Linked DNA regions of Homo sapiens: region 1 is linked to region 2. The links are chromatin loops, found by intact Hi-C in ENCODE. Cell type or tissue: sigmoid colon. All regions are shown on one strand. Each heading gives the region's core, and the rest is flanking DNA. Links, peaks and the distances in the headings are about the cores only.

Region 1 (16,562 bases), core at 3,490-11,489, 51 kb after region 2:
CCAGATGCAGAGGCAGGTCACAGAAAATACACTCATGGCAGAACCGTAAAGAAGGGAGATTTCAAGGCAACACGTGTTGCAACCTAGAGAAAGAATAAACACCAGTCTTCTCAACTCAGGGGAGGCACAAAGGACAGCCTGCCATCCAGGATTCCTGCTTGGGACTGTTGCTCCTAAATTTGCCACTATGATCCTCAATCCAGCGCTATGTGAACAACAGACTTTCAGATAAATAGTATGGAGATAATTTGCTTAAGTCAGATTTTGATGAAAAGTGGTTTCTACATGGATAGCTTTCAAAAACTTCTATATTGATTTGATGGAATCATGGTGAATTCTAAAGACTTTCCTATTCTCTCTCTCTCCCTTTCTACACACACACAGGCACACAACTATATATATATTCATACATGCATATACGTATGTATATATGTAGTATGTACATATGTATGTGTGTATATAGATGCATATGTATATATGCTTTATCTTATGATGACAGTGTTGATGTGTTTGGGGATTTTTTTTTTTTTCAAAAAGAGTTAATAAGCCTTTTATAGGTGTACCACACAAGACTCCAGTAAGCAAAATCATTCATTGCCAGGCAAAACTTGAGAAATACATTTAGAAATCATACGAGCACACAGGAGCTCAATCAAGTAAATGAATCACCAAGGCACAGAAAGTCACTGGAAAATTACTTAACTAGCCCAAACGTTCAAGAATTGACCAAGGTTTAAGCAGTAAACCCTAAATAATTTATTTAAGCCAAATAGGAGCTTTAAGCACAGACATTAATGTAATGGACTATCCCATCTTAAACTTCAGCCAGAGATCTAAAACTTTGAAGTCAATTATGTTCCCATAAATACCTCTCCATTATCAGGGGTGCTTTATTGTTTGAGAGACTCCGGACCACAGGAACTAGTGTGAAAACTGGAGGGTATCTTCATTTATCATCCGCTCCCATTTCGCAAACAAAATATGCCATGGTAAATATAATCTATATATCACATTGTGACACAGCTGACCGCATTAGTGAGCCAAGACTGTCCTAGCGGCAGCTTCCTATCATGCATTAACAATACAACGGCTGATACATTTGCACAACACAATAAGAGGTGGGGGAGAAGAGAGAACATTGGGCTATGAAATCCTAAACTTCATGTCTGAATACATAATTTTGTCACCTATCTCTGGCATGAATGTTATCATGCTTTTATTTCAGGTAATAATGGAAGGGGAAAGTAGAGCCTCTGGGGGGCTGCCATTCATTCGGCCTGTTATTTGCTTTTGGGTTGGGTTAGGGCTAAACTTTATGTTCCTTGTTTTTGTTTTTGTTTTTTTTTCTTTTTTCTTGTTTTTTAAGATTTTATTTTGTTACCAGAGATAGAAGAGCATGCAAAATCAGAAACAGCTGATTACCAGTGCCCTTACAGAGCATGCCTATTAAAAATCCCCAAAACATTATAAATTAAAGAGGCAGTAATTTAAATAAATTACCTTTTTATTGAAGCTATAGATCTCAAGAGTGCCTGTGTCCTACAAGGAACACATATTTCACAACTGATTCATTTGCCCCTTACTCTGAGCACATGGGATAATAAAAGAAAGTTTTAGATCATCATTATCCAAAGGATAACTTTGAATGCCCTTTTTCAGCATGCTTCTGAAAACATTTCATATCTCATTCAATGCCACATATAAATGGTATTTGCTGGACAGTGTGGAAAACAGAAACATCCGTGCTAAAAGCCAATGGTAAACACCAAGTTTAAAAAATGGATTGCAAAGATCGCATGTCCCAGAACAGGCCATATGCTTTTACCTACATGATGAATAAAAAAAGAACATTTTCCCTCAATTTATGCTGTCTTCAACACTAACAGAGGGAGAGTTCTTCTAAACATGTTGCATCGGATGCCTTTAACAAGCAAAAATTCCTAACTCCAGGGACTCAGCATATGTAGGCTATGTCCATACAGAGAAACCAGCTTTTGGGAGGAGGAAGGAGGAAAATATCACTGAATTCAGTCAGTTAATTGAATTTAAAATACCTGGTTGTTTGAATTCAACTATTTCTTTTTCAAAAACGTACTTCTATTTTGATGTAGTTACATTTGCCCAAAAAAGCAAACTTGGAGAAAATACACATTACATTCTTTGGAGTTTTTCAAAAAAAACAGCTTGCAACAATTAAAAGATGGAGAAATCTTATAAGGCTGGAAACTTCTGTGAATTATCACCATTCCATTATACTGCACTTCAATTTTGCTTCCAGCAATTTGAAAGATGCCTTTAAGCTTTCTGTTGGGGAATCACGAATCCAAGCCTTAATCTCCACCATAGCTTCCATCTTTGAGGCAAATCAAGAAAATAATATTCTGCTGTCTTTGCAGGTGAGCCCCATTCAGCAACTAGATTCCAAAAAATAGCAGGGAGAAAACTGGTCAGTGGTGTTCATACTATGCTAGAACATCATGGGGACTTAGAGACCCACCCAGTCCAAACTATCTATTTTACCTACTTTACAAGACAAGGAAACAAATGCTAACAGGTGAAGGGAGCCCAAAATCTCACAGCATGATACAATAAGGGTCAGAACCCAGGTGTCCTGGTTTTCAGATCAGTGTCTCTCTGTTAACACTAAAAGTCAAAGTTTGGTTCTGGAAAATCTGTAATGCCCAAAAGACCTTAAATGCCCTCCCCCCAAACCAGTCTTGGTAATTTCTCCATGGCTTTCACAGAAGGGTAAATGTCTACTTGGAAGGCCTTTACTAATTTTTATGTTATCTTCTTCCTTCATTCGTGTTTGGTAATCAAAAATAGTTTATCATAATGCTCTCAATTGGAAGGTCTTCATACTACAGGCAGATACTGTTATTTTCTGGTAGAGGATGGCAGCAGGGCTGGGAAAAAAGAATGTGGTTTTTTTCTAACCACAGTAGGTTTTTTCTATAACAATGATTTCACTTTCTAGATATAAAACAGGCATGGTTTCTCTCACCCTGAACTTCTGCAAAATCTAGATTTGATCAAATTCAGAAACTGGTGATTTGATCAAATTCAGAATCCCATATTTTGGGATGATGTGTTCTAGCAGAAAGCTATTGGTTGGCTATATTTTGCTCTTTCTTCCCCAAAAGATTTTTAAATAGTTTTCATCTTTAAAAGGATTTCAACTTCAGATTGTGCCCACGCCAAAGTCTCTATACATCTAATCAATAAATAAATAAGACAAACAAAGCAGCATATGTTTATCCTTTACCATTTGGGAAGTGTACATTAATTACTGCAGATTGTCTCCTATGCATCTCCCCCCACCCCCTCTGCATCGCAGACAGCAGTGCTCAAAAGGGTCCGCAAAATAAAAATGTGTCGGGTAATTAAATGGGTATTTATAATTAGAACTTAATAATTTGCATCAGGGACAAATGAGCTCTGATTTTAATCTGCAGCGCATTTAGATTAGCCCAAAGATAGTGTAATTTGATGGTTTATAGGCCTCCTCTCGGATTATGAAACAATACCAAGCCTTCAAGTGCAGTGTGTCTATGTCAGGAGGGTGTTAAAGAAGAAGATGCAATGAAAATGTTTGACAACGTGAAAGCAGCCATAAATTACATGACAACTGTGTAAAAGTCATGATGAAACAAATAAAGGGCTGACCTATAATGCGTCTGATTCATTGTGACACACACAACTCCCTGCGCTAATCTCTGCCCAGCCAACGCATTCTTAAGCGGGGAACTACTTAGCACCAGGAACGTTGTAAATTATCACTAGTCAACAGCATTGATTTTTAGTCGACATTTCAATCAGGTTGAAGTAGAAATACTACCCGGCTCATCCAACAGCCTCTTAACCAGTCCACTGCCCCTCTGAGGTCTCCCCGGTTATGGCTTTGCTAAATTTCCATTGCTCTCACCATTCGATATTTATTGTAGCTTTGCCACATCCAGGCACTTGGCCTGAAGGGTCACCGGCCTGCCTCTTGGGACATCAAATTTGTGCTTACCTAACGAAGGCAGAAACAGAAAAAGAAAAAGAAACAAAAGGCCATCATCAGAGATGTGGCCTGATTTTCACTGATTTTCAAGGGAAGAGAAGGAAAACTAGGGGGTGCGAGCGAGGGAAATAAGAAGGGTTCTAAAGCCATGATACGCCTTTTATCATTTCAGCTTTATCATTTCAGTCTAGGAGACCCAGCAAATAAAACTAAGAGCTTCTCTTCCAGGGTGACAAGGGAGAACCACTACACTCTTGACCCAAGGGTATGTAGAGACAATGAAGAGGGCCAAGAGAAGGGGTGAGGGGGAAGGGCTTGCATGACCTCCATTGAGGACGTCCATGCCCCGGGACAGAGTGCGAAGTAAAAGTGAAGCTTTGGAGCTCTTGACCCACATGGATTCTCAGCAGCCACCTCCATCCCACCTCAAACTCAGAAGACAACCTGGATGTGACCGACAACTTCTTTGTGATGGATCTGAACAGCCTCCCTTGGTTCTAGCAGAAGGACTTACCAAGTGAGCAGAGCTCCCATCCGATACTCGCCAGTGCTGAGGCCAACTCTTCCACTCCTCCCACGGGGCCTCCGCATGAAGTAGGCGCTTCTCAACTACCAAATGATTCTGAAATTCTCTCAGTGGAGGTCTATGTTAGCCTGGCCAATTTGAAAGGATGGAGAATACAGGAAAACAGTAACATTTGGTTTTGGAATACATTGTGTAATCCATCTGCAACGAACCTCAGGTCTTGCTTCAGCAAATATTAATAGCGTCAGGGCAGCCTGTGGAGTGACTGGGAGAGGCCACCACGCAGCTGAAAACTTGCCTCTGGGGAAGCCACATGCGGATCATATGGAGCTGTTGACTGCAGTTTCCATTCAAAACTTCCCTCAAGTTTCCAGCATGCCTTCCGGACTTGCCTTACCACAGCCTTGTTCAGCCAGAAATGAAAACCTCCTCGAAGCAGATTATGACCCCCCAGAACCCATCGTCCTAAGAAACACCACTGCCACGCACACTCACTCACACTCAGTCTCTCCCTCCCTGTATAATTCTGATTCTCCCCAGCCTTTGAAGGTACGATCCGAGAAGTAAATGCCACAGAGACAACACACAGAACTGCTGCAGGCCAAGCCTCACCACTTCTTAAAAGTCCGAGCTTAGTTTCTCATTCAGCCCACTGCAGTCTCCTGACCAAGCCACACACAAACAGTAAAACCTCCTCCCTCTGTTTCTCAGGACCCTCACTTGATTTCAGGCTCATTCTGGACAGATGGGGAAATGACTACTTGCAAAGCAGGATTCCTTACATTGCAACTTTTCCCAACAGCTCCGTGCTCCTTCAATATGCCCAGAACTGGAGGGGAACATTCTTCTCTTTCCCAGAAGATTGAAAAACTTGACCACAGAACCCATGGGAGGGACAACTGTCCAGCACCAGAGCTTCCTGCCCAGTTGTTGCCTGGCACCGCTGAAGAAAGCTGCAAACGTACTGAAGAGGTAGCAGAGGGTGGCGGCCGCAGGCCAAAGGATTGAACAACTGTGGACCCTCAGGGAAGTCATTTAACCCTTGATGAACCCCAATTTCCTCCTCTACCAAATGAGGCTAATGGGAGTGTTTCCTTTCCGAGGTTGTTGTGGGATGGAATATCAATGTGTCAGACACATGGTAATAATGACAACAGCAATTCTGGAGGTGCAGCCCCCGGAGCGAGTAATGTCTGTGCTTTCCCTCATTTACTTCTCACATGGACTCTATGAGGTAAGGGACCTTGAGTTATCTCCATTTCACAGAGAGGTGAAATGATTCCCTCAGACTCTCCCAACCAGCTAGCAGTAACATAGAAATCTGAACCCAGAGTAACTGTGTCACACACCCAGGCAGGCACAAGCCTCTCGTAAGGCAACACACGTCTATGGGGAGAGGGGACTCCCACCCACGAGGGAGCTGCCACCAGAAACATAATGAGACCCTGAGCTCTTTAGACCCCCACCTGCCCTGCTCTTCTCTCATCCCAACCTGCTCACCCCATAATGGGGGAACTACTTTGAGACCCCAGGAGCACACAGTTCCAAGCCATGAGTCATAACCGTAATAGTAATGAGCTTTTGTGACATGTTTTACCATGTGCCCAGCACTGAGCCCAGCGCCCCCACATGCTCTCATAGGATGCTCAAAGGCCCTATGAGGCAAGCCCCGTGATTCTCCCCACTTTACAGATTGAGGAAGCGGAGGCTTAGGGAATGAAATCTGCCCAAGGTTGCACAACTAGAAATGGTATTACTTCTTTACCCTCAGCCTAAACCATTTTATTTCGTGTAATCAAAGAGAAGAAGAAAAGAAAGAAGATACATCATATGTCAAGGGCATATTTCCCCTCTTTCTGTCCCTCCTCCCTTTCTTACCAGCTCAGGTTACAAAGACATCTAGGTGGGAGAGAAGACTGCCTCTAAGGGCTTGGCTGAGTTGGCGGGCGGGAGCGGGGGCAGGTATCCATGGGATAAACCCAGAGGCCCCCAAATTTTCCCAGTTTTTATTTGCTACTAGAAAAGGAGAAGGAAATCCTGCCTCCCTTATGAGGCCTAGCCAGGGGAAGTAAATGTGATTTTATCACATTTTATATAGATGTGCACAATGGTGCCTTTTCAAGTCTATGATGGGAAAAATATTTTTTATTGTGTGAATATCATTTCAGACAGGTCCCCAAACCACTTGAAAGCCCTGGTGTCCCCTAGGTGGGATTCTATGAACCCAGCTTTAGCCCCAGCAGCTCCTCTGGTGGGAACTAGAACATGCCTCCTGCCAGTTAGTAACAGGGAAATTCAATTACTTCGCCACTTGTGGCAGGAGGGCAAAGACTGCACATTAAAAGAGCTAAAAATGTCAGGAAGTTATTGGGATGATGACTCCTGCTTGCCAACATTCATATATGAATGCATAATGTCACAATAAACTAAAAAACACAGGAAGAGGCCAAGAAGATAAGAAAATCGAGAACAAAACAAGCCCAAACACATGGGTTTGCCATCGGTCCTGGGTCCTGCCCAGGAAAGGCTGCGCCTCTAACAAGAGCACCTTTTCCCCACCCCTGGCCTTTCTTGAGCCTTCCTTGAGCCTTCCTTGCATATTATCGTTCTCAGCCACCGACAGCTTAATTCACAGGCCCTTCCAACAAGTTAAACTTCAGCCATTTAAAAAAAAAAAAAAAAAAGAGTTTCCACTGATTTCTTACCTGCACACGCAGGCACGCCGGCCACGCCCCACCCCACTGCACCACGAGCTCTCACACCTGGTCGCCTGAACACAACCAAACCCTTCCCATCTGGCCCTCGGGTTACTGGCGTTATCACAACTTTTTTTCCCAACGGCAAGCCAGGAAAGATGATAGAACCCGCATATGTAGCCAAAAGACTGGCCTCAACTGGTTCAGAGGAGGGAAAAAATTGAGCTGTGCGTCTCTTTTTTTTTTTATTTTTTATTTTTTTGCCTTTAGCCAAAAGACCAGGGAGCATTTGATGTACAGTCAGCAGGTATTTAAAAAAGAAAGAAAGAAAAAGGAAAAAAAAAACACTGAAAAGGCTTGGCTGCACTGGGGCCCTGACACGCTCTCATCTAAAGCCTGGCCCTCGGCCAAGTTCATCTGTTAATGGACAACCACAACCAGGGCCTGCACCTCCCCCACCTCCCACTACCCCTCCTGAGTCTTCTCTGTTCTCCTACCTCTTTCGAGCTCCTAAAAACTAGACATCGATTATGTCTGCGCTTTTCCCTTTCTATTCAAGATAAACAAAGTGCTTCAAGTTCAGGGCGCACCCTGGGACCCCTGACAAAACAATCTATCATTCTGTCTGCTAAACCAGTCTGGCTACACCATGGCCAGGGAGAGTAACGCTCCCAATGTACAATTTTCCCTTTGTGCTCCTTCCCTCTTGCCACTAACCTCTTTTCTTTACCACCTTCTCCGGAGCAGATGGACTTGACCACTTTGCTTAAGCCCCTCCTGGCAACCTCAGAAATTAGAGAAAAAAAAAAAAAGAGCTCCTGGCTACCCTACTCCGGTCCAGGTTTTTCTCCTCCCTCTGTGTTGCCCGACGGTCCTGCACACACAGACACAAATCCCGTTGGACCCACAGAATCTTTTCGACCCTCTCACACTAACACTAAACCAGAAAATAAATTAAATACTGGGACTGCCCCCTCCTTTGCGTTCTGCAAGAATATTTTAAGTGAGTTTTGTTTTAAATCATATCCATTAATTTACCCTGACTTGCAATTAAATGCAAGCACACTTTTTACAACCAGTACGGAATGCATTAATTATAACTACAAATGGTCAAATGAGAGCAAGGTCCCTCCAAAAAATATTAATAAAATACATAATAAATAATATTAATGAAACAAAAATAGATTCATAAGCCTTGGCCAGGGCTTTTATTATTTCATGCAAGGGGAAAGTCCAGCCAATGAAACTTGCTCCATACACTTTGGCAGGACTCAGACCAACCACTACCATTAAACTCAAGAGCGTGTTTTGGCAGTGCCCTGGCATTGGGGGGCCCTGTGCAGACACCACCAGGAGACGCTGACCCCAGTACCCAAGGCAGGGTCCATAACGTCTTATTCAGCCTTTCCATGTGGTCGGGAAGTTACCCACAGGCTGCTTCCCTCTTCCTAACCACCCTCTCTGCCGGCCGCAGCTGTTCTGTCAGTGTCCACCCTGCCCCTCAAAGGACAAATGAAATCCCCCAGACCCAGTGGGAAATAAGCCCACCTAAATGAAGAACTCAAGACTAGGGCACCATGAGCATCTGGGTTAAGGCTCGGAATCCTGCACCAGCGTTGGAAGCTGCCTTTGTTCCTGCCACACCGCCGGGCCCCTGCTAACCTGTCTCCACAACACTCAGCCTCACGCCTCACCCCAGCACTCCCTGCCTCTGCCCCTCCCCCCAAATCCAACACACCCACCGCACAATCGAATCTAATTAAGATCAGGAAGAAATTTGCATTTTCTTTTCACTGTACCCCCAGTAATCACAGAAGTTCTTCAAATTTTGAGAATTTTGTTCCTCTGCTAATTATTTCCCTCATTTTGCATTTCAAGGCACAAAGACAGTCTATCTCACTGGTGGTCTATTAATAGTTTGAAGTTTTGAGCGTCAGAAGGTGGTTGTTGCTTTTTGGTTTTTGGGTTTTTTTTTTTTTCCTTTTAAAACTATTCTGTCATTTCCAGTTTTTTAAAAAGGTTTTGTTTTGTTTTGCTTTGTTTTTTGTTTTTTTGTTTTTCTTTTTTTGGTGGTGGTGGCGTTAATGTTTCTTCAGAAAGACAGCTTCTGGGCCACTCTGGGTATTATGATTTGGTTTCCCCCTTACAATAGTTACTCTCTGCCTGGTTTACTGATTTACAGAACCTTGGTATGTGAATGGCGAAAAAGAAAAAAAAGGAAAGAAAAAAAGAAAATTCCTTGGCATAAGGATATGTTTGCTGATCAAATTTCAGATCATGTGTTGTTCATTATTATGACTTTACTTGAAAAACAGTTTGCCACAGTGAGATGGATTCACTTATATGCTTTCTACCCCTCCACTCCCTTTAAGTACTTCGAAAAACAGTACAATTTTTTTAAAGGTAGATTTAAAGCATTAACTGGTTTGGATTAAAACAATGTTTCACCATCTGTAAATTCCCTGAAAATACATTTTCAAAAGACTTATGCAAAGCCACATGATTTTGAAGGAGCTAATGAGATTGTCCCACCACCAAAATTTAATGGTGACTTAAGAAATTCTAATACTTTTTATTTACTTCCTGTAGAATTATTTGTGTACTTGACATTTATACAGTTTCTCCATTATATAACAATCTACCCTGGGTACACTAGATTATGCCAATCTATTAGAATGAAATTTGTACTCCATATAAGCAGAAGTTTCCAGTCACTTTTGACTTACCATTATGTTTCAATGTAAAGTGTTATTATAGCAGAGTATAAAGCACAGCTCCTCCATGCTCACGTTTTTAACTCTAATACTGTAATCTTTCTTGCTGCTTCTAGGGCTGTGTCAGTGTTTACATTCCTGGAAGTTAAATAAACCGACATGGCAAAACTCCTGGATAGACTGAATAATAAGGCTTGTGATGACTAAATTGTTTACTTTTTACCTTGTTAGGATCCCTTTCTTGTAAAGTTTGGGGGAGAGAGAGAGGAGAGAAAGAGAGAAGGAATGAAGGGGGTGATGCAAGATAGAAGGAGAGAGATTTATACACTGGCTTCCATATGTCACAAAGACCTTCCTATCCACAGCCAACGCGACTGAAGCAGCATGCATAAGTTAGTGTTGCTTGTTTTGTTTTCTTAAATACCGGGTCAGCTGAATACCCCTTTCTCCACTGCCCACTCAGCCCCACATAAAGTATGAAGATTTTTTTTGACCATTTTCAAATAGCAAATTATCCATTAGATTTCATCATATCTTAGTAAAGCAATTACATCAAGAAAATGATAGTGCGTGTGGAATCAATTATGCATGCAGTTGGCCGGAGACCAAAGGCTGTGAAGTCGGAGAGGGCAGAATCGCTCGACACACACAAATAAAAAGCCCCTGGATCTCACAGATGGACCCCATCAGTTCATCTTACTGCCTAAAAAGTTCATGCACTTAATAATTTATTTGTGTTCTGGATACTGTTTCCCAGCTGAATATTAACAACTTTAAACTGAAGCATGCTTTTAGCATGGTATGGATGGAAGTCACGGTAGGGCAGTGCTAGGTCCCTCGGAGGTTAAAATTATAGTTATGTTTCTTACACACTGTTCATTTTCCATCACAATTTATTTTCTTTCATTAAACATTCGTTTTAATCAGAATATCAGTTACACTGTTCTGATTCTGCTTGTTAACCAGTGATAAACTCATAAACCAAAGATGAACATCAATAATACAGCACAGGTTATTCAACAGCAAAGGCAAACACCAAAATCACAGGCTCTCAAAAATCGGAAACCGTTAGTTAGCACCTTGTTTTCACCACCAGGGCACTCGTGTACCTTGAGGGAGACACTGGGAGCCCAGGGAGCCTGGAGACCAGGATATACTTTGGTGATGAGGGGAGGACACATTGTAGCTCAGAGCAGCAGCTGAATGAGAAAACTTACTTGATCTAAAAGATAAAAGAGTCAGCCAAACCCAGGCCCAAGTCCTTTAGGTGCCAGCCATCTATCTAAAGAAGAAACCTAAAGCATTGTTAGAAAGGTTTGTAGTTCTGTAGCCTTCCCTCCTCCAAAGGAGGAACCTGATGTCTTAATACACTATAATAGCCAAGGCTTCCTGCCATCAAACTGCTAACAATAAAACTGCCCTGCAATGTTCGTGGGGAACAGAAACAGGCAATACATATTTCTCTATGTATCTGGAAGTGCCTCAATCATATACTTAAATTTTACAGTCTTCTCCCCAAATGAGAACGATTTCCAGCCAACACGTTCACAAACTGTACTTAACGTTAAAAGAAAACGGATAAAACATATGTAATTACTCAAGGTTAGACTTCTAATTCCTCAATTCACTAAAGGAAACTTGGCAAGAAGATGCATCATTTTGCTCCTTTCTACTGGGGCATCTGAGGAGGAGAGCCACTGAGGCAGCTAATACACAAAACATGATCAAAAGTGATTAACAACAGCTTCATATGCAAATTACATTAATGAAGGAGTGCAAAGTCATCATGTAAATTAAATATGTCAAATCTCTTGGTGAACTTTTAATCTTGAGAAGAAAAAACACTGCTTTAATTTTTTTACATCATCAATTTTGCAAGATTGAAAATCTAAGAATCTTGGTGCTATAAACAATTTTCACCTTTTTTTTCTCCTTCAGCAGGCTGACAGGCCAGCCTGATGTGCACCGAATGTACATGTTAATAGGCCAATCAAAAATGCAAAACAATTCGCAATTACTGGAAGGACCTAATGGTCATTAGAATTTACAACTAGGTAATGAACTGAAGTCTGCCCACACCATGCATATTCATAAAGCAATTTAGCCTTTGAAGATTAAAGAAGTGCTTAAAATTCAAATGAGCTTTAGCAAATTATCAGTAAGATTCATCCAAAAAGCAAAGGGTTTTTCTTCCTATGATTTCCTCATTTTTTTAATGCAAAATTGTAATATCTTCCAGACTGAGCTTAAACTAAACATAGAGCTTCTAGTCAAGCCAAAGGGGCTAAGATACAAACAGAGGCTGCAAACATCGTCACGGACTTTGTTCATAAAACTAAGCCCTTAAGAGCCAAACCTATCTCTAAACATGGTAATTTATCAAAAACAGCCCAGAGTCGCTCATAGGCAATACTGCATAGTCCTCCAACAGAACAGATTAACACGAGTCCCTCCACCCTTCCAAAAAGCCTTTTCCCCCTCAAGTTGTCTCTCCTGTGTAAACATCCACTGTGGTATAAAAACAGCTTTTTCATTGGCTTGGAGTGGCATTAATTTTAGAAGTTTCTGCTTCCAAAGGGAAACCAGCAAGAAAGGAGAAGCACAGGAGGGAGAGGAGCAAGGTCTGGTTTACTTCTGAGGAGTGCAAATCCTGTTGCTTGAGATTTGCCTTTCTGATTTCCTCCATTCGGCACCAGCCGCATTTAATCCATGGTGAACGGGTCATGCAGACATCAGCTGACATTCAGAAAGTTGTGGTGTCCACCCACCACCACCATCCCACCCCAGTTATTAGAGAGTATCGTGGGAACCTGGATTTGCAGGCTTTCCAATTACTAGTCTGGAGAAGAATCCTTTGCTTGAATGCTAACTCACACCTTGCTAACCTCCTGACATTTAAAAAATTCTAGTGACAGAATTCCCAATGAACTCCTCCTCTTCCTCCCAACCCCAACCTCTCCAACCCAGGTGAAAGCAAGAAAGTATATGTTAAGTCCTATCTCAGCTGGTGTGCAAGTCAGACTGAGAATAACAGCTTCGAAAGGCCACGTGTCCCAGCTTACCGCTCCACTGCTAGACCCAAAAGCTCTCTGCTGTGGGGATTTCATTTGAACTGCTATCGAAGAATATTCCAAGAACCTCTCTCCGCACCCTTCTCCCCCTCTCTCCCCCAGCCTCAGACTTTCTCCTAGAGTTGATCTTACCGGAAATGTGGATGTTATCAAGGAAATCGGAAAGAGAAGGGAGAAAAATCTCAGGTACTACCCCCTGATTTCTTAACTCTCTTATCCTTGGGCCCTGCTCAGAAATGTGCCACATTTTAACATTTATTAGAAAGGATAGGATGCAGAGCTGCATGGAACCCACATCCACAACCATCTGTATGAGCCACAGGTCCACAGTCCTGACCAATTCCGTTTGACACTAATGTTACTCTACATGAGTAGAGTTCAATGAGGGTTGATATGGGATGTGACAGGGCAAATCAGAATTAGATTAAAAACAAAAGTTTAGAAACCAATGCTACACTACAGAGCAAATGGGACTTGAAGGCCAAATTTCCCCTAACTGCCTTCAAGTGATTTTCCCTATTAGAGCGTTTGCCTGCCACCCCCCTGCTGGCAACACCGCAATCACATCAGAAAGTAAAGTGGAATGCATATAGGAAGCCTTGAGATATTCCTCTTTAAATACAATACCTATATACTTAATATATAGCAATTAACTTCTGGTCAGCAGTGTGCAGGCAGCAGGCTGCCCCAAGCAGATAGGAGGGGAGGGGGACCCAGAGCTGGGACAAGCACAAAAGACAGGTCCAACAACAATGCCTGCTGTCAGCAGCTGAATTATTTTTATACAGGAATTTTTATCTCTATTGTACAAACAAGTACGTGTCTGTGCTGACTTGTTAAGCAATCCACTTGTATGTAGAATAAGATTTTTTTTCTTTCTTGCTACCAGTCACACAGCTCCAAGATCAGAAGAAATACATAGTCTTTGAAGCTGCTCAAATGTTTTAGTTAAAAGGACAGCAGTTGTTTTCAAAGATCCAAGAGTATCTTTATCAGAATTAAATTTTTCCTTATTGATTTTTTTCTCCTTAACATAACAAAAACATAACATGAGAAGGTTACGATTTATTATTAAAATTTTTTTCAGCCTTTAAATCATTCTTCAGTAGCCAATGTTCAGTTTTAAATGTAAAGGAATAATTTTTTTAAAATATTAGGGTGTGATGGAGAGAAACTCACGAGATTTAAGATTTAACATTGGTTAATGCATTGTTTTAACTGGAAACTGAAAGGATCGGGGCAGGGGAGTTAAAATGGGGAGTAAATGGTTCACTGAGGGGTTCCCCCCTAAATGTAAATAAATCATAAAATCATGGTATACCTTGAGTTGGTGAAGGAGAATACTTCAGGTTTGGTTCTCTTAGTTTTTTGAGGTTTGTTTTTGTTTGAGGAGGTGCAGGGATTGGCCAAATATTAAAACTCTATATTTAAAATGTACAGGAACAGACTTGGCACATAGTGCTTTGTGCTCCAACATAAGAATCCAAGCTACACTTTATTTCCCTAAAAATTAACAGATGTGATTTCCTTGCAGCCTTTTTATGCATCATTACATATTAAGAAAATGAACAACTGATGAATATAAATTTAAATGCCCTGATGCTTAGCAAAAAGCTTCCTTGTGTTTTTTAGAAAGTTCAAAAAGCAAATAGAAAGGCGAGGTAGGTATACAACAGCACTGGTTTTCTTTTTGAAGGCACCCTTGCAGGTTTCACAATAATTCCATTCTTTATTTTAATGGGAGTTTTTAATCAGTGGATTCGCCTCTATCTAAAACTAAAATCAAATTGTAGGTGCAATTGTTCATTGGCAATGCTAACAACAGTGAGAATACAAACAAAAACTCATTGTGAGTGACCAAAGGTCCCCAGGTATCCCCTTCATCAACATACCTGCTCCAGGTTCCCACTGGGAATTCTCTGGCAGAGACTGATTCAGTTCTGAATAACATGCTGCCAGCCCTATCTGGAAAAGGGTGTGCAAGGCGCCTTCTCGCCTCTTTTACAGGAAGTTTAAACCTGATCATCTCACCTTTAGGTATATATAATTTGTTGTTTAGCACTCTGAGAACTTGGTATTTTATCTATCTAAAGAGATCAAAAAGGGCAAAAGATGGAGCGAGCTGAGGCCCAGCCTAGCTCTGGTGCATACGTCAATCGTGCACTGCGCGTTGCCTTAGAGGAGCAACCTGTGCAGGTAAATCTTCCAGCAGCATTGCATCAGATCCACTCACATCAGTCTCCAGGGTGAACCAAGAGATGACACTTCAGTTCCCTGTCTGCAAACTTCTAATTCGCCAGTTCTTAGCAGCTTATTTTTCCAAGTGTTTTGTTTCAGGAAACGTGTATTTTTCTTTATACGTTTTGTGGATCTACCACAACTGCTTCTGACAGCTGTTGATTCTGTTAAAGGAACACATTATAAAAATCTTCTTTAAAACCTCAAGCAATGTGGACTCAAAAATATAATGGTGAAATATTTTAATGGAATTCCAGTTGAAAGTTGTTTTTTAAAAAAAGTACAAATGAAGGTACAGAAGTCCTTTAGATCAGTACTAGATTTAAACTGAATGTCTCTCTCTCTCTCTCTCTCTGTGTGTGTGTGTGTGTGTGTGTGTGTGTGTGTGTGTGTGTGTGTAATGGGGAAAGAGGGGTGTTGCAAATCACCACAAATATTTACACTGTACTCCCTTTGTTCAAATCACATACTTTTAACGGGAAAAGCTGGAACTGTGGCTATTTAAAATTTTAAATATTCAAACGCCTGTAATTAACCATATGAAACAAATTATGTTGCATTTCTCCATACCAGCACATGCAAAAAAATTCTGGTGGTGAATTGGGAGGTGGCAGAGTTGGGGAGACAACTCCAAGAGAAGAAAAGGATGATGTTTTCATTTCGCTATAGATCAAAGGAGAACAAGAATGGAAACTGTGGCATATCGAGCATTTTTCCATTGCTGTCTTTCACACTGGGCTATCTAAGTTTATACAATTCCCCAGACTAGCTGCATATTAAGCTTGCTGTGTACAGCTTTATTATGGTGTGGTGGTGGAAGAAGCATTAATATTCCAGCTCCGCATCTGACAGGGCATTTACATGCGCCCATCTGAGCGGCACCTGAGAGCTCCTCCAAGGTGCAGTAACTGTGCGCCTATTGTAAAGGCAAATGAAGCTCACCTATTCCCTGCTGGGATCAGAAGTGACCTCACCACCCCCCATGCCTCAAATCCTTCCCTTGCCAACCTAACTCAATGCCATTGCAGAATGACGAATGAGCTCAGAAATAGACCCCAAGTTACTAACCCTGCTAAGAACAGCAAAAGCCTTTGCTGAAATGTTTTAAAAATGCATAGGGAGTGCAGCTGGCCAGTAAAAAGCAGGGAGACAAATTCCAATGAACCCAATATGGAATAAGTTACATTTTAAAACTGATTAGAAATACAGTCTGATGTTTACTGGCTTCAAATTGAGTTTGGCATCAAGTATACTGGCTTTAATAATGCTGGCACTTTTAAAATTATTATTATTTTAAATCTGCCTTTGGTC
Region 2 (16,562 bases), core at 4,893-12,892:
AGAACTGCTAACCTAATCCATGCCTAGCCCCTCGCATGAATCTCTTGTTGGCAAACTTGTCTACAAACCCATTAGCCCTAAACAAGCTGACGGCAGGACCAGATCTCTACAGTGTCTGGCCGTGTGGCAAAGTGAGGTCTCATCTGACTATCTGGCAGCATAGTTTGTTTTTGTTTTTGTTTTTGTTTTTGTTTTCTAAGTTGTAAAAAACCCTAGCTATCATCAAGTCTGTCCCTTCATTTTACAGATGGGGAAACTGAGGCCATGAGAAATTAAGTGACTTGCCCATGGCTACACTGATGATTAACCACAATGTGAAGATTAGAATTAATCTCCTGACTCCTGATCCAGTGGTCTTTCCTGGGAATTTGTCTCTTCCCCCCTGCTGCTCCTGCCGTGGTCTTCACTGCCCAACAAGAAGGTCCTGTTTCTACTGATCCATTAAGCAGTACTTAACCGTCTTGGGGGAGGGTCCAGCCCAGCAGCGCTACATGGGGCTTTCGAAAGGTGCCAATGAACTGACTTGGTCTCACAATTGGAAAACAAGGCCTGCTCTGCTGCCTGGGCCTCCTGGCCTCACCTTTGCTGTGTTCACCCTCTACCTCTGCTTCCCCTGCAGAATTAGACAGCTAAAAACATTTCTATCAGCCTAAGAAGCTATTTACTTTAGAAAAAAAGCACACTGTCTTTGTGAGACTCACCCTTGCATTTATCTTCCTTCAGGAAGAGGGTCAAAGCAAAGCCAACTGGGGACCCCAGCTGATTCTGCTGCTTCTTCCACTAAACACATCCATAATATTCTCTTTGGTAAGTAAAATCGACATTCCCACATGAACTGGAAATGCTAAATTGTTAATAGCCTCCCTAGGGCTTAACTTCTTGCTATGATGCCTTCAATTATTTCATCACGGCTTAGGCAAAGTAAAGTATCACAATTAATGCTTCTGAGCGTCAAACTCGAGGAGCAGCTCTGCCTTCCCAGGCCAAGGTGGGGAAAAGGAGCTGCCCCTGGTTGAGGGCCTCTTCTTTTCCCACCTTCGCTTTCATTCTCCCCAGCCAGAGATGGGCTCTGGTTGCTGGCTAGGAAGTGGGTGATCTAGTTATGTCCTCTTTTTTTCTTTGTTAGTGCTCTTAGGCAAGTGATTCTCACAGCGCAGACCCAGGCCCACCCCCGATCAGCATCACCTGGGAGTTTGTTCAAAATGCAAATTCTTGGGCACCACCTCAGACTTACTGAATCAGAAATTGAGGGTGGGGAAGCAGCCTTCTATGTTGAATAAATTCTCCAGGTGATTCTCATGCACACTCAAGCTGAATCAGCACTGCTGTCTTAGGGTAAGGGAAGTATGAACGCTGGAAGCTTTGAAATTCCCTGGGCAGAGACCCATGGGCCATGAGGCTGTTTTCCCTCCTGTCCAGGACCCACCTCCTTTAGGACTGGAACAGTCAAAAACAAATTAAGCTTAGGGAATCCCTAAGGATCCCTCCATTAGGAAATTCAGGTTCCACCCTCCGTCTGTCATTGATAAGGACAGGGAACAGGTCCAGGCTCTCCATCAGGTCCAGGGCCTTCTTAGCATGAGACAACACCCAAACCAGCTTGTGCCAGACAGATTGTGTCCTCACTGCTTCCATTAAAGCCGACATGTCAGCGAACGCAGCTGTGGCAACTGCACGGACACAGCAGGAACTGGACTCTTGTTTCCCTTTCTGGTCTCTCAAATGGGACACATTTCCCTTTTCTGACTCAATCTTTTTTCAAATGTCTTACACTTTTCTGGTGGAAGGTGTTTCAACCTGTTCTATTTCATAAAGGTCTCTCTAGACCCAGTATTTCCACTTGGGGCCTCAGAAATGCCTTACACATTATTAGGTTGCAAAGTTTCCTTATGGCTGAATTTAAAAATAGTGACTCTTATTTTTCAGGTTTCATTAAAAAATATGCAGCAAACTGGGAATGGCTTTGATTTAATGTTATACATTTGGTCACTTTACATTTCTACATATATTGGGTACCAACTTTTGACAAAGAGCTCTAAGCCCAGTGGGATGTTCCTGGAATTTAAGTCATTAAATCAAGTTTTTTGGTTTCCTCAAGAACATCTCAAAGATTCCTTGACTATTAACATGCTATTTGTTTCTGAAACTAATCACTGGGTGTGTAATACAGCCACATTACTGTCTACTAATCAACAGGTAATACTGCAGATTTCCAAATGTGCCAAAACAGCTAAGCAAAAAGCATCATTCCAACACGTTTAATGACTGCTTTGGGAGCCCAACTTTAACAGGTATTAAAACCACAGGACTCTCCACAGGAGTACATAGATGTGTGCTATTCACTAAAATGTACGTGTGTGTGTGTTTGCAAGCATTTATGTGTACATATGTGTGTTAGCGTGTGCATGCATATGTGTTTGTGAGCATGTGCATGTGTGTATATTGTGACTGTGTGCATGTGTGTGTATGCTTGTGCATGTGTTAGCATGTGCATGCACATGTGTGTTAGCGTGTTCATGTGTGTGTATATGTGAGTGTGTGCATATGTGTCTGTGTACGTGTGTGAATGTGTGTATATTTCCTAAACATATGTTTTTAGATAATTTCCCTGTTTTTTTTTTTTTTTCAGTGAGACAGGCACAAAAGCAGTAGAGCTGTCCCACGTGGAATGGGCTATCTCGTGACACTGTGACCCCCTTTCTTTCACCCTGGGTCTTCAAAAAGAGAATGGATGACACTATGATGAGGAGGGGTCTCTATATTGGTGACAGGCCAAAATACAGGACTACCTACAGTCCTTTCGCAGTCCATAATCCTCAAGTCCCTCAGCTCTTCCATGTACCACCTTCTAGACTACACTTAAAATGCATCCTGAACGTTTGTAAAGTACCCTGAAGGAACCCATTCCAGTTCTGAATCCGATTACTAGGTTCAAGCCACACAAATAACAACAGTGCAGCTAGTCTGAGCTAGAGGCTTCTTTACCTAACTGCAAAGTAAATGTCCTTTCTATTCAGCCGCATCTAGCTCTTGACCCTATGTTTACCATAGATACCAGTTCTTCTCACTTAGATTCTCTGACTTATCAGAGTATTATAGAGCAAACATTAGCTATGCCTGTGACTTGAGTTGTGTCAATCTGTAATGAAAATGTGCCAGCTTTATCATCACTCACAGACTTCTTAATTAACCTTCTGATATTGTCAAAATCGCACTCTCTTTTGTTCTAGAAATGAGCATTTACATGTGCATTTTTTTTCCTTCATTGCTTTTTTACTGGCTGTTTTACCAAATCCTGATGTTCTTTAAAAAGTGTATTCTGCAAAAACAAAAGAAAGCAATAATTATAGACACTACAATATAGAATTTCTTCCCTGAAACTCTCTCATGGTCCTTAGATTCCTTGATACTTCACCAGTGACTTTAATAACATCAATCACTCATTTTAAAACTCTTTTTTGATCAATGCTATCCTCTTAGAGCCTTGATTACTCAAACAACAGGTTACTAACTTCACCTTTTAAGAGTTCTCCTCCTAGGCTTTTTCTCAATAAAGGGAGGAAGTAGAGATGACATTTTGCGTGCCCCTTTATCTATAAAAATGCCAGCCACCAATCTGTCAGGCCTAAACAAAATTTTTCTGCAAGCTGTGTCTTTAACATAAGCAAAGCATATAATTCCAAAAAAAAAAAATCTTGCTTTTCTGAAAAGCAACTAAGCCAAAGACATTGTGTTCCATCTTTGTGTTGAAATGCAGATTTCCCACTAAAAGGCAAATCCTTCATTTCAAAAGGTTGAATAGGATGGTACTTAAAAAAAGAATTCCAGCTGGTTAAATTTAGGGTGTTAAAAAAAGTTCACTCCAATAATATTCTTTGGCTCTGGGCCCAAAGTATTTTCACTTGATCGTGAATTAGATAAATTTTTATTACACTTTAAGCTTTTGCCTTAGAATGGCGGAACTTATCTAGGAGACTGAGAGGGCAGCTGCATAAAAAGACAAATTGTCTTAGGACAATTTTTTTTTGTTTGTTTAATCACATACCTCACTATGCAAAATGTGTGTTCCCAGGATAAATTCCATTCATTCATTCTCTCATGCATTCATTCAACCTCTCATGCATTCATTCAACAAATATTTACCGAGTGCCTACAATGCCCAAAGCAATGGGCTAGCCGCTGTGGGCAGTACAAAGAAAACACGGACACAGATTTCTCCCACAGCAGGCTTCATTTAGTAGAAAAGGTAAGGCCTGCACAGAAATTGCTCTACCCCCATGTAGAAAGTGTGTCATGAGAGAGGTACAGATGAGCTGCTATGGAAATTCAAAGGAAGAGAAATTATTTCCATTTGGAAGGGAGGGAGAGAGGCTTTGGGAAAGAGGAAAACTTATGAGTTAAACCTGGAGAGCCAAGAGAAAGGATATCCTAGATAAAAAGAAAAAGCAGGTAAAGATGCTTAGAGAGAAGCAAAGCCCAAGGTGGGCACAGAGTAAATGGGGCCCAATAGGCGGTTACATTCACATCAAAATATTGCACACTGATTCATCCAGTTGACAGCGGAGGATACGACCATCTAAATAAATCCTCTGAAGATTTCTGTGACATCTTCAGCTTTCACAAGTGCGTATTTTCCAATTTCACATTTTCTGAAAATAAGGGACACAACCATGTGGACTCTTGTGAAACTCCATGAAGGTTCATCTGTTCTGTTTTCCCCCCACCTCAATTGTTTCTTCCCCCAATGAATGTGGGTGGCCCGCTAAGGCAAAATTTACTATGTTTTATTCCTCTGAGTCAGACAAACAAGTGTTGATAGCCATGTTCTTCCTTGCAATACTGCCTCCCTGGCTTAAATAATCTATTTCAGATGTCTCATTGCCAGTTTAAGATGGGCTTGTACTTGCTGACACATTTTCAACAAATGACTGTGCAAGAAACATTGAGATTTTCCTACACTACTTTGTCTCTTCAATCATCAACTTGACCATCCCTCCAAATTTCCCCTCTTTCTTCTTTTCAAAGCCATGGGGAGGATAGGGGTGCCCTTACTCCTGCTCTGAGTCCTCAGCTGAGGATCTTGTTTGTGTGTAGTGGGGGCAGGGGGAGGGGTGTAGCCTTGCCTCTATCCGAGGTATTTATCAGGTTATTTGGGAGCTACTTTCAGAGATGCCCTTGCTCTATGTATTCCCACTGCCACCACTCCCCGGATTCTTTTCTTCCTTTAGGAAGCAGGGACTTGTTCCTCTGGAGAGACTGCTAGAGGAAAGTCAGGAACCTAAGTTCTGCAACCCCAACTCTGCCACTCACCAGCTGTTTCGTGACTTTGAATAAATCCTTTCTTTCTGGCCCTAAGTGTTTCCATCTTTAAAAGGAGAAGACTGGATTAGATGGGGTGGCTTCTCTCTCCTGCCTCCCATGCAAGTCCAGGCCTCCTTTGGACCAACCAAGAGACCTACTATAGGCCGTGCTAGAAGCTGGCCAGGATACACCTGTTCCCCTCATGACCTTGACCTGGATGAGGAGGGCCTTATAGGAGAGTTCAGGGCTGGGCTTGGTCCCCAGGCTAATCCTTAGGCTTAGAGAGTGAGCCTGATGATGGATTTCAACCTCCTGGGACACAGTCTTGCAAAGTTTACATGTCTGAGCTTCAAGGAGGAAACCTAGGTGTGTCCTGAGCCAATGAGACTGAAGGTCAGAGAACCAGGAAGAAACTTCCCCAAACCCAGGCTAAATGTCAAGGGAAAAGGTCTCAGTGGCTCATGCCAGAAGTCCAGTAGCAAAGCTCGGCCTCATGCCAGAGCCTGGCACCCATTGCTCACAAAGGCACACACAGGACTCTAAGAAAAGGGAGTCCTCTCCCCAGCCACCACAAACCAGGACAGCAAAGCCCAGCACCCTGTGGTCCTTGACCTCCCACCACACCCCATCAGCATGGAGGGTTCTTGGAAAGCCATGTGTAAAATGAATTTCTGTAAAATAAATCATATTTGCTAACCAACATAATTTCAGAGATGTTTCGTCACCCTTCCAGGCTCATTGAAAATTGGCAGGGCTTCTAACATTTTACCTTTTAAGTGTGTCTTCCTTCCCCCAACCCCCAATATCCTCTCTGTCAAGTAGTTAATGATCTGTAAACAAACACTTTAAATTCAGTGGGGGAGCTCACTATTTAAAGAAACCCTGTGGTGAAACCTTTTGAAAAGTTAACAATCTTTCTGTAATGTGAAAAATCACTCTCTAATTTATCAGTTTCCATTAATGAGATTTTTGTGTGTATTGGGCCTTCTGAAAGTGGGGCTCAACTGCAATCCATGCCTTTGTAGTTAGAAGGGACGATAAAAGACACTGCCCTGAACATATTTCTGTCACCCGAATTGTCCAGCTTCACACAAACGTATCACAAACACCCCGATGCCTCCCTGCCCCACTCGAGAAATGAAGAAAAGGATGGGAAATCATCATTTGGACACCTGGAAAGCCTTGCAAACCACACTTGCGTTTCTCCCAGGTTAAGTATTAGATACCTGAGGAAGGTGAAATACGCATTTTCAACTGAGCATTCAGGAAGAGGCATGGGGCTGTGAAGATGGATGCGATGAGAATGATCATTTGCAAACGTTTGATTCTGATAACACCTGCCAGAGCAGAGAAGGGCTTGTCTATCAAAGCCAGCAGAACACACAACTCCCAAATTACTCTGAAGACCACCCCAAGCCTTTTTATCTGCATCAACTCACAACAAATGTGCTTTATGCCTCTATATTATCATTTCGATCGGTCTTGAGAAAATACTAGAATAAGCTAAAGAAAACCAAACATGGGTGGAGGGGCAAGGGGAGGGATAGCATTAGGAGAAATGCCTAATGTAGATGATGGGTTGATAGGTGCAGCAAACCACCATGGTACATGTATACTTATGTAACAAACCTGCACATTCTGCACATGTATCCCAGAACTTAGAGTAAAATAAATAAAGAAAGAAAGAAAGAAAGAAATAATCAAACATGGTGTTTCCAAGAGACTCCTGATGTTTTGTTCGTGGGCACTGTGGAAACAGGGGCAGTGGTGCTGTGAGAGACAAGGGAGTGGGGAGCCATGGTCAGCAAGTGTGGGCAGCCCCAGCGACACTGCAGCCCGGCCAGGTGGAGGGCTTTCCTGACTTATCATCCAAGACTGGTCTGTGCACGGAGAAGGGGCCAGAAGAACAGGCAGCCCCAGGAAGGCTCTGTCAGGCCTCCCCCAAGGCCAACAAGCCCAGAGGAGGGCAAGGCCTCCAACTCTAGCCCTTCTTAAGGAAGCACATCTGTCCTGGCCTTTATGGAAAGCTTTTTTTTTTTTTTTTTTAATTGAGACATGGTCTCACTCTGTTGCCCAGGCTGGAGTGCAGTGGTGCAATCTTGGCTCACTGCAACCTCCGCCTCCCGAGTTCAAGCAGTCCTCCTGCCTCAGCTCTCAAGTAGCTAGGACTACAGGCATGCGCCACCACCACACCTGGCTAATTTTTGTATTTTTTGTAGAGATGGGATCTCACCATGTTGCCCAGGCTGGGTGGAAAGTGTTATGTTCTTCCCAAAGTACTCTCCTCACATCCTGCCCCAACAGTCGCCCTGTGGAATGAGGGAAGGTATTAGCCTCACCTCCCAGTGAGGAACTCGAAGATCTCAGAAGTGTCCTGCTGTGGACAGGGAGGACAGGGCTGGGCTTCAGGACCCTGCCCACCTTCTGACAAACCCCTCCCACTGCCACCTCAGGGCCGCGGCAGAAACCTGTCGTCTGGACACTGGTCATACAGCCCCTTTCAGGCAATCTCCTCACTTGCCTTTCTGGCACTATTGAGTGACTGGTGTGTGGACTTCAGGGGAAGCGTGGAAGGCACTTCACAGGCCTAATACTCTGTGACAGTCTTGGCCAAGAGATTCTGAGAACCAGAACTGGCCATTCTCCAGAATTAAAACCTATTATGTCCTATGGTTAACACAGAGCTGCTCAGAAATTATGAGAACTAATTTAAGGCTTCAAAGCTCTACCAAAAAAAATGGTCTAGCAGGTCAGGCTCTAACATTTCTTCAGGAATAAAACTAGGCTGCCCTCTCGCCTGAGGTGAGGCTGAATGAAGGAGCGCTCTGGTGCTGCGAGGCCAGGCCTCCTCCCATGACGGCAAGTCCTTCTTTCAGAAAACAGGCCTCTGCCCGGGGCATGCTGCAGCTGCTTCTCTGCAGTGCCTCAGCACCTTCCCGCCTCCCAGGCACACAGCAGCCCAGCCTCAGTCCTCATCTCTCTGGCAAAGTCCCACAGAACAAAACACAGGCCTTGGCTTTGACGTGCTTTGTTTTTTGTTTTTTTTTTTTCCCTCCTCCCTGGCTTTTTACCCAATTTCCTAATCCTTCATTTATACCACTGACCAATCTGGAAAGAGTTCCCTGAGCAAATTGGAGATGCCCGCAGATACAACCTGCCATCATTGGAGCAGCCTCAGTCCAGCCATGGGGTGTGGCACTGCCGTCTGTTCTTGGCTCTACTAATTCTGCTGATTCCATATGAGTAACATCCAATGTTCCCAGACACCTCCAAGCTCCTCCAACCAACAGCACAACATCTTCAACTCCTTTCTACCCACCTAGCAGGTCCACGTGGGGACTCAGCCTATGGACACCTGGCCTCTGCGGGCACAGCGGCCACACACCACGGTGGGACCCGGAGACCATTTTTTGTTTTGAGTCTCTCTAAGACTGCTTGGGAAATGAGGTCTCTCAGGTCTAGCATTTCCACGCAGTCCCAACCATGAGGCTGACCAGAGGCCACCAACGTCAAGCTCTCTCAGGTCTACTAGGAACAGGAAAGAATAACTCTCCCTTAACAAGCCCCTCAGGCTGAAATCCTTTTGCTTCCAGGGCCTCAACCTTCTACTGCTGGGTAGAAAGCCCCCTCTGTCACCGGCCCACAGATCTCAGCTGCCATCGCACTCAAACCCTGTCAGGCGGTGGAGAGTGTGGACGGCAGGCTGACGCGGTTTCAAAGAGGCCGACCAGGCAAGAACCGTCCTGTACTCCTGCCCCAGCTCTAATGCAATAAAATGTCTTTTATCAATGTAATTCAAGGCAAAGAGTCAAGGGTCTGTCACCATTTTAAAGAGGCTTATTACATGGCCACAAAAATTTGCCTCAGGCTCAAACCTGGCATGTAAGGTATCAGCGTGGGACAGGTTCTTTTGATTTTATTTTATTTTCTTACAAAATCTGAAAATGAAACGCTTCTGTCCCTCCCTTCCACCAACCGTTTTTTGATTTATGGGGAGGAGGAAAGAAATCTGAAGTTGACAGGTTGGGACAACTCCACTCAGCTTTCTCACTCAAAAGCTGCTTTTGTTAAATCATACTTTGCATTTATGGCCTGCGGCTCTTGGCTGACTTTGGCGGCTCCTCCGGTGTGGAGCAAGCTGTGGACTTCCCCGGGAGGAGGCCCCACTGAGATGACTGCCCCACTCTGCACCAAGGACAGCGAGGAGGGGGGAAGGTGGGGGTGGAGGAGCTGGAGGCCAGGGGGCTGGGGACATGAAGGCACTGGCTAGGTAACACAAAGGCCTGTAAAGGATATGTCTCTCTTCTGAACCTGGCTCTCCACTCCATTTCTCCTGGATCCAAGTCTCCCTGTAATCAGCATGTATCTACCACTGGTTCTCCAACTAAAAGTTCAAGGCTTCTAAGAACCAAGACTCAGTGGTCTACCTCTGACTGTCCAGCACCATGCTGGGCAAAGAAGAGCCCCTCAATAAATAATTAGGATTCAAGCGCTGTGCAGTGAACTTTTCTTCCTGTTGGAGAGCCATTCTAAATGACCTGGCTGGAAGGACCAGGCCATGGAGCCAGCAGTGACCAGGGGAAACCTTCCCTAGTAAATGATTCACTAACCAAGGAGCCTCTGGGTCAGCCTTGACCCAGGAGAGGATTACAGCCCCTTGAAAGTGGCTGCTGGTCCATCGCTTCACTGTACTATTTTGGCAATCTGTAATAGTGTATTTACTCAATGGTTGTTATGGACAATCAGGTTAATCATTCACTTTCCAAATGCTGTGTAATTACACAGTTAAAAGAGCTACAGCGGATGTCAAATTTCCTTAAGTCTTCTGGTGAATTGGTCTCAATTACTAGTCTGGGTCCCTTTCTTCCTTCCTCTCTCAATTTGTTTTAGCAATCCTCCACATTTTCCTCTATTCTCATCCCCTACCTGCACCCCCATCTCTGTCCCAAGAGAAAGAACAGTGTGAAGTACCTCCGCTTGAATAATCCTATTTTTGAACTCATAGTTCTAAATAGTTTTTGCTCCACTAAAAGGGCTTAAAAATAAGGCTAGGAAGCTAGACCTGGGAGGGGCATTACAGGCTGGCTGGAAGCCCCCAGCTGCCTCCCTGCCTCAGATGCAGGGAGAACACCTGCAGCCACCCACACCTTGTCACCCAAGTTGCACTAGATCCTGGTACAGCCCAGTGGTGGCCGCAGCTCAGGGAAGAAAGAAGGCAAAGCCCTGCTGTGCTCAAGGAGATTGAGGCTTCCCAGCCCCAAAACTGGGAAGGGCCCTGGAATGGGATATCCCCTCCCCTCCCAGCACCCCATTCCCAAACCTAGCCACCCATCTCTGCTTGGGACATGCTGGAAGGCAAGAAGAGAGAAACAAGTAACTCCTTGAAAACAAAAATGAAGCAGGGATCCTAGGAAAAGTAAAAACATTCAGAACCCAGGGCCTTCTCTCTGTCTCCCACGACCTACACCAGGCCCTTCGCACCTCTGCTTTGCGGCTTTAACGCACTACACCCCACCCACCACAAGCACATACACATGCTCTCAGGAGTCAGAGGGTCACCCAGGGCTAGAACTTAAGCCACCCAGCCCACAAGCTGGCAGGTGAAGGAGGACAGGGATCAAGGTGACAGTGCTGTCCACGCTGGCCCCTGGCTAAGAGCAACTGCAGCAGAAACAGTGTTTCTTCTCCATTTCCATGGCTCGTGAATTTTTTTGTCTTGTTTTTCTTGACGCTCCACCCCCTACATCTTTCTTTTCCCCACATGCTCCAGCACATACAACTCAGGGCTCCAGTGTTTTAAGGGCATTTTTTTTCCACAAGTGAGATTAATTTTCTAACAGAACCCTAGTACATTCTGTGTGATGGTGGGAGAGCCTTTTGACCATCACAGTGTCCTGGAATGAGCTCAGCATGCTCTCTGGGAAGTGAATTGGGAAAGTGAATGGGGAAAAGCCTCAACACACAGACAGCCCCATGGAAAATTCTCCAGCTCAGGAAACCCACCTAGGTATAGAGACCTTCTCCGGAACCTCTGGTCTGTTCTAGTCCTGCTGTCAAAAGAAAGGGGTTGGACTGATGTTTCCCAGTGGAGGGCTTGTTTGTCATTTTTGGACCTAACATCCAGTTCATCAAGGTCACTTCTGACTCCCAGGAAGAGAGGCAGACCTGTTAAGGGGCGGGTGGTTTGAGCCACTTAGGACATTTTGGACATTTTGCATCTCTCATGATTCTATCTTGAGAGTTTAGTTTGGTTGGAGTTTAGTTTTTGAGTTTTTTGTTCGGGTTGTGGTTTCTCTTCCTCCATTAAAAAAAAAAATTGGAGCTGTATTTCTGTTTCCTGTTCACGGAGCGGACAGAAGGAGGGTGTGCAGTGGAGGAGGTGTGTGGGGAGGAGGCTGATACATGGAGCAGAGCCGAGAATATCCGGAACTGGAGAAAAGTGAGAAATGGAGCTTTTTTCTTGGCTTCCAAACAGTTGTAATTTCCACTGCCACTGCTTAGTTCCTGGGCACCAGGCATACAGAGTGGGAAAGGGGCATGTGACAACTTTGCCACAAATCAGGATTTGGCATTTAAATCCACAGGAAGCAAGAAGAATAGAGGGACTGCTTATTTATAGATTTGCAGATGAATGAGATAACCAAAATGCACTTCTCGCGTATGTGAAGGAGCAATTCCATTTTCAGACTTGGAAAGTTCTCCATAATTAAGTATCACCCAACCCTGAAAGCACACTGCATCCCAAGGTTAAGATCAGCTTCCTGAAAACAGGGCAGAAGACTGCTGCTTCAGTGGTAGCTCAAAAATTCTATTTTGAAGGACAGGTTAGTACCACACTACATTTAACTGGATTCAGTTCATGTGATTATACAGTGCCTTGCTTTCTAGAATGTGTAATCATCTCTTTCTGATGACATTTTAAATATCCAACTAGACAAATAATTGCAGCAATAATTGATAGCAGAGTCAAGCTGGAAGATCATTGATTGGCAGAGTCCCCACTGAAACAAATCTTTCTTTCAAACATTACAGAAATGATGATGTTTAAGTCTAACTTTTGCTGATAAATGCTCAAAATCTGATTTACTGATAAAGGCACTGCAAGAAAACCTGCACTTCAGCCCATGATTACTTTGCGAGATGTTTGAGAAGAATCAGGCAGTGTGATTTATATTATTTCCCATGAATAACTGCAAGGATAGTGTGGGTAGTTGGAGGAGAATCAACACAGGCGAGAGAAGTGTTGCTCCTTAATGCTACACTTCCTGAACAATGCTAGCCAACAATCAGGGTTTACAGCCGTTTTCCCCTCTAATATATATCCCGTGGTAGAGAAATGGTCTTGACAAGGGGAAGACCAGGAAAAGAAGACACACAAATAATCAGCTCCATTCAGGCCTTTGAAAAGTGGTTTAAATCGATGCCTCAAATTGGGACTCAAATTCCCCTGCCCAGTGCAAAGATCCCTGGCCAAGGTCAGAAGACTTGAGACCAGGCAAGTCCCAGATGATCTCAGGCAAGTCCCCAGGTATAGCTGCAGTCCCTTTAGCCCCAGTCTGTTTCTCTGTCCAAGGCAGAACCCAAATCAACTGCTGTCTATGTCATGTGTTTTGATTGTAATATTTAAGTTAGGGCACTGTGTTCAACAACTCAGACCCTGTGGAATGCTGCAGTTGTCAGAAATAACTCAAGAGAGGATGCTCGTCCCCAGGAAACATCAAATGAATGAGCTGGCATATTAGCAGACGTGGATTACAGTAAGGAAAATCTAAAACAGAAGATGTATCTGGATGCTTCAGCAGACAACAAAGGAAGAATTTGGGGACTGGGTCTAAGCACTCGCCCAAAGCACTAGAAGGAGGATTTCTTTTTATTTTTCTTTCCTATTTTTGTTCTTCTGGTTGTTCTTTCTTTCTTCCTTTTCTCCCTTTTTTTCTTTCCTTCTTTTTCTTTCTTGGTTGCTTTTTTTTCCCCCTTTGAAACTGAACCATTATAAATGAGTTGGTCTCATAGCTTCTGTTAAAAATCAGAAGCTTGTTAGATGTAATGATTATCTGCATTGTGACACTTACCGCGTATGAGGGGTCTTGTCGAACAGCTTTACTCTAATTTAGAGCTCCTCTGTTAATTAGAAAGCCCTCAGATTTTCTGCAAATGCAGGTCACTATCGACAGCTCATGCTTTTGATGCTTCGTCTGTGACAGTTGTTGGGTTGCCCTTCTAGGAGCTGGCAGGGTTGTCCAGACTCTGACAGTGTCAGAAAATGCAGTCACCACGGCTGCTTCACAGGAAGTTACACGCAAGGTCCGCACACAGTCAGTTTCCCTGTAGCCCAGAAGCCTGATGAAATCTGCACTCACATTCAGCTGAAAATAGCTCGAATTCCAACCCTCTCTCCCCCTGCCTCCTCTCTTCCCCTTTTCCTCCTTTCTACTTCCTTGCCTCTCTTTCTCCAACCTCTGTTTCCAGCATCTTCTTTCTCATCTTCTCTCTCTTTAGTCCTCAACAACTGGGGTCCTCTGCTGTCAAAAACAGCCACATTCACCAGAAAGGGAAGTAGGTTTTACAGATAAACCGGGTTGCTTTTCACTGAAACAGCAGTGATTGTGGAACAGAAACTCTCCCCTCCCTGCCTTTTAAATAATATTTCCTATTTTTTTGCACCGGTCAGCAGCCGCACCTGGTGAGGCTGAGGTCAAGGCTGTACTTCCAACATGGCTCACGTGTTTTTTCTTAAGAGAAGGGGGAATTTGGAGGGGGGCAAAAAAAGAAGGAGAAAGAGAGGAAAGGTTAACCACTCGAGAAAAAATGCACATGGGCTGAGGTTTCCTGCCCTTATCACCATTCCAGTATAAAACCTCAAATTATGGGAATTCTCACTTAGGAACACCTCATTATGGAACATATGTGCTGGGGGTCTGGGGAGATGGGAGAAGGGGTGTGTGTTCATGACCATGTGTGTAAACTTGTGTGCTCCAAATTTTATCAAGTTCAAGCCAAAAAGAAATCCTCTGTGGCACTTGTTTAGGACTTAAAAAAAAAAAAAAAAAACCAACCAACCAAACAAAAAACAGTATTTAAATCAAAATAGGAAATACAAAAAACAATTTGTACACCCTCACCACCACCACCAAGGCATAGCCTTGGAAGAAAAAGGCATCCCTTGCAGCCACAATTTCGCAAGTTGACCTTTTCACCAGGCCAGTGCCTAATTTCCTAAACAGGCCCCTTCTTCCTTGAAGTCACTGCAAATAAATGCAGTCATCCAGAGTGTAATGGAAGTCTGGCCTTGGAGTTACTGGCTTATGAAATGCAATGGGATGAGGTGGGGTGAGAGGCCATAGCCCAGACTGAACGGCACAGTGACCAGGTAGGGTGGAGCAAGGCCACTCCAGCAAGAATGCCAAGGATAGCCTGCAGTGGGTTATTAGCCCCAGCAGGGCCCATGCCTCTACGGCCATGTTGCTGTCATCTTCGTTCTTGGCTAGCAGATGCTAGTCCCAGGAATGTCCTCCATGCCTTTAAGCTAACTGCAAAAACAGAACGGTGTGAGCCAGGGCAGACCCCATACTCTTTTATATTCTACCTATAAGGGAAAAATAAACCTAGACCTGGAAAACAATGTGTAAAGTGGCAAAAGCCAATCAACTCATTTAAAAAGAAAAACCCTCCATCCAACGTCACGAAGCTGCTGAATATTAGGTTCCTGGGAAGCTGTCCCAGCAACCTAGATATGAGAAACAACGCTTGCTATTCTGGGGTGAGAAGTGAAGTTGCCTTTCACTCGGGACTGTCAAACACAGTCTATAAATACCAGCAATGCCCCTTGTGAACTACGGGCTGAGCTCAACCCAGAGAAGGCAAGTGTTTCCCAAAGGTCACACAGCAATTCCAGGTCCCCCAGAAGTAGCCCTTCACCAGATGGATCCCATCACCAGATAGCTCTTGGAAATAATACATTGCTGCATCTGATTCTCATTTTCAACAAGAAGGCTGAGGAATGAGATTGCACATTTTAGTTTCCTTCCCCAACTTTCTTTCTCCAACCTTCTGCTCTGGTTCTCCTCTCCCCCACCACACGTACAAAAAAAATCTTTTTAGTATGTTTAGGGATCTATTTCCATATCTACCCAAAATCTCCAAGCCCCTTGTTCTATCAGCAGGTCAAGAGTAGAGAACTGTGACAAGCTGTTCTCCATTCTGAAATGGATTTGACTGAACAGCTGCTGAAAGGCAAGACATCCTAGGGAGACTGGTACTGGGGATTTCAGGGTCCTTGTTCTGTGGGTGGACCATGGCTCCTTTCCAGAGAATGACTTGTGATTTGTTCTCTCTCCTACACATCAAAGTGAGACACCAATCACAGCTCTACTGGCCCACCTTGCCCCACCTCCAATTTGGCAACTTTGCCTCCTTCTCACACAATGAGAAAGAACGGATAGCCAAATTCTAAGAGTTCACTTTCTGCACATATGTGTAGTTAAGTACTGAAGTGAGAAATTCAAGAAAACTATACTTAGGCACACACACACACATTTTGAGAGATAATTTCTAAAGACCTACCAATCTAAGATACTGAAAGAAAATGGCTACATCAGGCCCAGAAAAGCCTTGAAATTTTCCCTATCCACAGACCACAGCCCTGTGATGGACATGAGATCCTCTGGCTTTGAGATGAATAATGCACAGAAATGAGCAGCATGATGGATTAGCTGGCAGATTATTACCAGACATGTGAACATGCCAACTCAACATCAGGATTGGGCCTGAAACTTCTCTCAGGAAGGCCTTGATAGCATTAGATGGTTGACAGAGGTATTACAGTGTGACAGAGTCTGAGCCCACAGTCTGAGAATGACCACATCCCTTCCCAGGGAGACGTTCCCACTCAACACCCTGGGAAGACTACTGCGAATCACTCTGTCTCTCAAACCTGGCCATGGCTCAGCCCACGCCCTTTCATGTATTTGCCCTTTTCCCTGCTAACAGAAATGGAATCAGAACAAATTAATATTTAATTTTAAGATTACTATTCTATCAGAATAAAAAAGACTCGGGAGATTCAAAGCGAAGGCAAATGCCCCTCCTTTAAGTCTAACGTTGCTATTCAGGCATTTAGGAGCGCTAGACACAGTGAGTTTCCCTGCCTCCAACCTGTGATTTGCCACAAGGCAGGAAGGGGAAGGATAGTGCAACACCCCTAAGTGTGTGAAGTTCTAACCTTTTACCCATGTAATGATCTAGTTAATGTAATATTTTGC

What was found. Hi-C counts contacts between places; a loop is a spot of excess contacts. Peaks named below come from ENCODE experiments on the same cell type or tissue, not always from the same donor. Only the 100,000 strongest peaks of a DNase experiment are listed, where the experiment ranks them.
Region 1: it touches region 2 in a loop (2.7-fold over the local background); 8 of 110 quality-filtered maps call a loop at or near these places.

Annotation. Positions count from the first base shown.
Region 1 is chr2:60,523,135-60,539,696 of GRCh38, forward strand. The region is part of intron 2 of BCL11A (BCL11 transcription factor A); the gene reads right to left. Among named protein-coding and RNA genes, the nearest start is that of BCL11A, 22 kb to the right of the region's middle. RefSeq lists a silencer at 7,607-7,676 and enhancers at 8,697-9,256, 11,135-12,804. In sigmoid colon, for the core only: no CTCF peak of the experiment used is centred there; a DNase peak (open chromatin) is centred at 7,647; H3K4me3 peaks cover 1,835 bases; H3K27ac peaks cover 2,789 bases.
Region 2 is chr2:60,470,630-60,487,191 of GRCh38, forward strand. All of the region lies in intron 2 of BCL11A (BCL11 transcription factor A), which reads right to left. Among named protein-coding and RNA genes, the nearest start is that of BCL11A, 75 kb to the right of the region's middle. RefSeq lists enhancers at 5,853-6,666, 10,423-10,923, 14,145-14,646, 14,647-15,146. In sigmoid colon, for the core only: no CTCF peak of the experiment used is centred there; a DNase peak (open chromatin) is centred at 8,222; H3K27ac peaks cover 3,301 bases.